2 separate regions of the Homo sapiens genome follow, and region 2 is linked to region 1. A link is a contact called in ENCODE Hi-C or POLR2A ChIA-PET data. All regions are on one chromosome and are shown on one strand. The core of a region is the stretch at or near the end of the contact, and the rest is flanking DNA. Distances in the headings are between cores, read along the strand shown.

Region 1 (3,043 bases), core at 455-2,954:
ATATACATTTGTATAAAAATATGGGAAGCCCTAGTCTTTGGGAGGCCAGAACTATGCATTTATGAAGAGATTGTATTCTCAATGAGGAGGAGATCTTTGTTTTGTTCACCGATTTATCCCAAGTGCCTAGAACGATGTCTGGCACAGAGTAGATGCTCAACAAATATTTGTTGAATGACTTCCTCAAACAATTCACATGCCTCTACGACAACCTAGATGTCTAGTTTCCAGCGTTGATGACAAGCTTTTATCTTATTCTGTATGTTCCTAGGGACTTTGGTGGGAAGATCAGGAGGCTACATTGGGAATCACTAGCCAGACACCATGTCTTTTGAGGTTAACATTTCTGAGTTTGCAGCAGTGTTGAAATTAAGCTAGAGCTGTGGGCCTGTTGTTTTTGGCCTCTTGGCTTAGGAATCTCATGCATGTGCATCTCAGATGAAAGGTCCTTGACACTGACTTCTGAGTTTCTACCACCAGCCCCAGGAAGAGACCCCAAAGCACCAAGCTTCTTTGCACACCTCCTTCCTCTCTAGACTATGTCCCTCAACCTGGAAGAATGGGTGGGGGTCAGAATGGCACCATCCCAATTATAACCACAAATTAGAAAAGCTGGAAAGCTGGAATGAGCTTTAGGGGGTTGGGGAGAAACCACATTTGGGGAGGTCTTCTCTCTATTTCTTTCATTCTTTCTATATGACCTCTTCCCATACACAAACCCAAATCCTTGCCATCCCTCCCCTGCATAAAAGGAGCCGAGGGAACAGGTTTTTGTTACACCCAACTGTCTATAACGAAGAATGAAAGGTCCTGCCTCTTACCAGTTAAACCACCTTGGGAGAGACATAACTTCAGCCACCCATCATGAGGTCAGGAGATCGAGACCATCCTGGCTAACAAGGTGAAACCCTGTCTCTACTAAAAATACAAAAAATTAGCCGGGCGCGGTGGCGGGCGCCTGTAGTCCCAGCTACTCGGGAGGCTGAGGCAGGAGAATGGCGTGAACCCGGGAAGCGGAGCTTGCAGTGAGCCGAGATTGCGCCACTGCAGTCCGCAGTCCGGCCTGGGCGACAGAGCGAGACTCCGTCTCAAAAAAAAAATAAAAAAAAAAAAAAAATTCAGCCACCCATACACATTCCAATTTCTGTTCCCTCTTGGCCGCTGGCTGTGCCCCCATTAGCAGCACCCCTTACTGGCCCCTAGCACTGACAGTTTGTTGGTGTCCCCCACACACTCAACAGTCCCTTGGATTGTTCTCCCTTCAGATGATTGGGTCCCCTTCCTCAGCTAGTCCTTGTGCCCCCCAGCCCCTCAGGGCTATGGACACAGATGCTTCCAGTTGCTACCGGGCCTTCCCCAGCCCTGAGCTGATTGTGACTGGGCTGCCAGGATGTTGGGGGGCTCAGAGAGCTTGGCACGCGAGGCCCGCAGTGACCTGCACTGCTGTGGGCATAGGATCTACTGTGCCTGGAATGAGCCCTGAGTCCTCCCAGGTCTCATGTATTGACTTGGTCTGCCTAGCCTGCCTCCCGCTGCTGTTGCCTGGCCTGTGCCTTCCCTGTTGGGCCTGGAGCCCGCCCTAAACCCTGCCCCTTGGCCGTATGTTCCCTCTTGTTTAGCGGCCTCTAGCGTAGAGACTGGACTGTATAGTCGGCCCCTACTTCATTCTCCCAAAGCCACAAGTTACTGCCCCTACCAGATTCAGCACAGGCCACTTCTGCGGGGCAGACAGCCCAAATCCAGTCCAACTGCACCACTCCCTGTTATATAATGGATCTGTAGTGTTCCCGAGGGGCCAGACCTACAGCAGCCCCGGGACCAGTTCCCACAGCCGACTTCCTCCCGTTTCCCATTGCCTGGACCTCTGAGTTCTCAGCTGACGCTGTCAAATCACATTTAACACTTCAGGAGCTGAGCCATTGCCTGCCAGCATCATCCCAAGATCACAAACCTCTAAAACTTGGCTTCTTCATTCTCCACCGGGGCCTTGTGTAGCAAATGGCCTGCAACATCTTCCAGGCCCTGTCATCAGAAGAGCCAGCATTGTCTCTCAAACCCTTGGCCACTTCCCACACATTCCCATGGAGAGCTGCCACACTGAATGGAGTGACATGTGACAACTTACATGACAGTGACCGCATGGGAGATGGGGCTGGCTCAGAAAATGCCAGTAAACTATTTTTCAGTCTAATGTGTAATCATTAACCCCAATGCCTTCAACTCTGCGGATGGTAAGTGCACCTAATAATCAATGTTCTTATTCAACCAGCTCATTAGTTTTAAAATGTTCACTGCCTTCATCATTTGTTTTTGCATTCAGAACATTATAGAGGCAGGCCATTATATCAATTTATGGATTTTTAAATGCTTTATTATTTTTCAACATTCATGTGAAGGACAAATTGAGCCTCATTCAACATTCAAAGAAGGGCAAAAGCACAGACTGAGTGATGGTGGTAGTAGTGATGATGGCAATGATGGTGGTGGTTATGATGATGGCAGTCATGGTAGTGTTGAAAATAGTGATGATGGTGATCATGGTAGTGGTGATAATAGTGATGATGGTGGTGGTGGTGGTGGTGGTGATGATGGGGACGATAGTGATGATGGTGTGGTGGTGGTTGATGGTGTTTATGATGGTGATGATGGTGGTGGTAGCTGGTGGTGTTTATGATGGTGATGATGGTGATGGTAGTGATGGCAGCTACCATTTCCTGAGTGTTTACTCTGTGCCAGGTACTGTGCTAATCACTTCACCTGTATTACCTCTCTGAATTAAGGCATATTGTGGTCAGCAGCACATTGTAGAATGCCATCAAAGTTTGGTTATCTCCTCCAAACTAGACAAGAGCAGGAAAGAAACTGACAAATATCAATTGACACTTATGGCCACTATCTGGCTGGCTGACTGACTGTGGAGGTTCATCTGGATTGTCTGTTGTAGTAAAGGGAAAAAGTAAAGTGACTCCAATACCAGCCCATTACAGGGACCCAAGAAGCAATAGGGGACCCAGAGAGTAACACATGGCACCCAGGAATGAGT
Region 2 (3,097 bases), core at 54-2,553, 49 kb before region 1:
ACAGACCCCTTTCAAAGGTACTGGAATGTCTTCCCTATTTAAATGCATAGACTGGCAGTAGGCTATAGGAGAAATGTCTGTATGTTGGCTTATCACTGCGTTAGCAGCACTGATCCCATGGTTTAGGGCCATCTGGACTCTTGAAAAATCTCACCTTTGATAGAAGCCACAGCACTTGATAGCAAAATATTTTACTTGGTCTAGATTTCTGGTATTCTGCAATCTCCATCTCATTATGATGACAAAAATTGAAATATGATATAACAGAAAGGAAAACATTCTGAATTCTGGCAGGTCCCCAGACACTGCTTATTTCCCCCTCCCCTATTGATGGCTCCACTTGCCACCTTCAGCATCTACACCTATGTTGAAAATGGCAGAAGGTACCTGGAAAATGTTCACAGTCAGCATTCAGGGAACAAACTCACTCATCCGGCACCCCTTACCTTGCTTGCCATAAGGCCTCCTTCTCTGCCCAGGCCCTATAAGTCTGTTTCTATAAGTCTACAAGAAAGATGTGATTTGGCCTGCCTATGGTATGCTCTATAATGCCTGTCTAGAGAAAAGAGCTTCCCAGTGTATTGACTACTGCATCTGGCATTTTCCATCAGGGATCTAGGCTCAGTTTACCTTGGAGTGACATAGTGCTTCCCTGAACCTCTCAAGCAAGAGTGTTAACTGAGCCTGATTCACTCCCATACTCATTGTTACAGTTCCAGTGGGCCCTGCCTCAACTTTTTTCTTGCTCTCTTTCAGAATTATAACTCTGCAGCTTCATGATTTTTGAATAAATGGATTCAAAGACTTTAATTCACAGCACCAGAAACCAACTGCAGGCTAGTTCAGGCCTGCAAAGCCTGGGCATACCTTCATGAAGAATATCCTCCTACAGGTCTTGCCTCGATCATTCCCAGCTGCTTGGAGTTGAGCAGCCTCCGAGGCCAGTGCTAGATCAGGAACACTGCTGGGCCCAGCCTCCGATGTGTCTGCCAGCTGCACAGATGAGTGGAAAATTCCCTCCTTGCCCTGGGCCAAGGAAATCTCAAAGGGATCAGGATATTTCTCATCAGGGCTAGAGCCATCATCACTGGTCTTAGCATTACAGAGCATCAGGGACCTGGAGATGGACCGAAATTTTGCAGATTTTCTGCTCTTTCCAGCGCGGCTGTGCGACTCCATCCTCAAAGAGGAAGTGAAGCTGCCTTTCTTCCTTTCCTGGTCTCTGGCCCTTGGCTGACGGGTGGCCACTGGACAGGGCTTAGCTGCCACTTCATGAGTCCCTAGAGGAAAGAGGAAATGGGAAGAAGCAATGTGACTTGCTGCTGACAAGTGGAGCTGCACACGAGTCCTGGATCTGAGCCACGGGTTCTTGGTGCCCGTGAAGCAGGACAGATGGGCAGATCATCCTTTAAGATCACTGGCCCTTCCAGTGTGCCAGCCAAATGGGGCTCAGTTAACCCAAGCGGTTAACACCCACTCCACTCCCAGTGTCATGGAGACCTAGCCCCAGAGCTTCTCATTCTATAGACAAGGGAACTGAGGTGCAGAGAGGGGAAGTACCAACCCAAGGCACTAGCAGAAGAGCCAGTAATAAGTTACAGGAGACAGTTTAGGGATCTTAGAGGCCAGTACTTTGTGAGGTTTTTAAACTTGGAAGCCATTCTTTAAACAAAAGTGTGCAGTGAACTCCAGTCTATAGAGCAGACCAAAGATGGGAAAACCAAAACTAAGTTCCACTTTCCTGGTCCCCTTGGTAACTTCACCCTTGATAACTCCCATGGCATCTCCAAAGAAACCCCAGAATCCATGGAGCTGAGTCTGAAGACCACTGATGTCTTATGTCCTCCATTGACAGATGAAGAGCCCAAGGCTAGGAAGGTTGGAAGTCTTACCTAACACTGACCTGCCAGAGTTGATGTGAGCATAAAAGAAGGTGACACTTGGCAAGTGCCTGCCAAAGGGATGAGCACATAACAGGCTCCTGGCAAACATGAGTGCCTTTCTCCAGGCCTAAAGTCAAACACTTGGCCAGAGTCACAGTCAGGCCCAGGGGCTCCTGCTTCATCACCTATCCCCACTGGGTCAAACTCTCACAGCCAGAGAGACCAAAGATGGGCTTTCCAGTCAGGCCAACATCCTGGCTCAGCTTTGCCAAGAGGAGCCTCCCATGGATTCAGTTTCCATGAAGCAGGTGGTGAAAGGAGCCCTGATGCTGTATCCTAAAAAGTTCTGACTCAGGCCCAAGCCACAAAAGAGAGGCTGTGGCCAGAACAACAAATTGTGGGATGCTCTTGGCCCATTGGTACTGCTGTTTGCGCACATCCAGTATTGAATAAGGAATAGCAGAGACCTAATAACATTTCATTACATCAAAACCCTTTCACATATCCTCCAAAAGGAGAATTTCTGCCTAAAAATAGACTGTTTTTCAGCACTCGAATTGCACACATTTATTGTTTTCTGTATTAGCTCTTTGATTTTATCAATTTATTCACCAACCATCCCAGTAATCAATAGCAATAAACAAAAATGAATTAATGATTGATTGAAAGTCTACAATATATCAGGCACTGTGTTTGATGCTTTAGTATAAATTAATTCGGTTTTGATCCATTTTATCAAGCACCCTCTTGTCAACATGCCTAAGTTTTGTACTCCATGTCCTTCCATCTCAAATGATAGTAAAACTCCAATCACAGACAAATCCAAGCCTCTGCAGAGTTCATGCCTGACTGTGGGTCTCTAAGCCTTGAAGGAGACACTCTCACTCCTGAACAGATTGGTATCATGAAACATTCGTGGCCACCAACTGGGCCTCCAGCTCTGGCCAACAGTAGTACTGTTTCAGTAATCAGCTTGATAACACATTTCCAACAATGTCTGTTTGAAAACTTCACTATGGTGTGCCAGGCATTGCTCTCATTGCTTTACTATTTAGTTCTCATAAACTCTGTGGTAGCCTCCATCAATATCCTCATTTTACAGAAGAGATACTAAGGCACAGAGAGGTTAGGTGACTTTCTCAAGATCACACAGCTAGGACTCAGTAAAAGCAGGAATCAAACCAGGCAATCTGGCTCTTAAGCCTGCATGCTTT

What was found. Hi-C counts contacts between places; a loop is a spot of excess contacts on that map. ChIA-PET counts read pairs that join two places held with the same protein, here RNA polymerase II (POLR2A). Pooled maps may share reads with other maps.
Region 2: a loop to region 1 is called in a pooled map, with 2.1 times the contacts of the local background. The contact joins two enhancer-like sites. A Hi-C loop is called at or near these places in 9 of 168 maps with a recorded cell type or tissue (CD14-positive monocyte, Jurkat, Right ventricle myocardium inferior and 4 more) and 4 of 50 pooled maps. POLR2A ChIA-PET finds 5 or more read pairs at or near these places in 3 of 52 experiments (AG04450, WTC11 and activated T-cell).

The regions. Positions count from the first base shown.
Region 1 is chr15:81,175,197-81,178,239 of GRCh38, reverse strand. No RefSeq gene overlaps it. Among named protein-coding and RNA genes, the nearest start is that of IL16, 20 kb to the left of the region's middle. Within about 2 kb of position 1,704, at least 7 of the 41 ENCODE cell types and tissues checked have a DNase peak (open chromatin) inside an H3K27ac peak, as active enhancers do; they include heart left ventricle, where a contact is called at or near this core.
Region 2 is chr15:81,223,482-81,226,578 of GRCh38, reverse strand. IL16 (interleukin 16) reads right to left here. Exons shown (of 19, transcript NM_172217.5): 2 at 868-1,280. The coding sequence starts at 1,179. Among named protein-coding and RNA genes, the nearest start is that of IL16, 28 kb to the right of the region's middle. Within about 2 kb of position 1,303, at least 11 of the 41 ENCODE cell types and tissues checked have a DNase peak (open chromatin) inside an H3K27ac peak, as active enhancers do; they include heart left ventricle, where a contact is called at or near this core.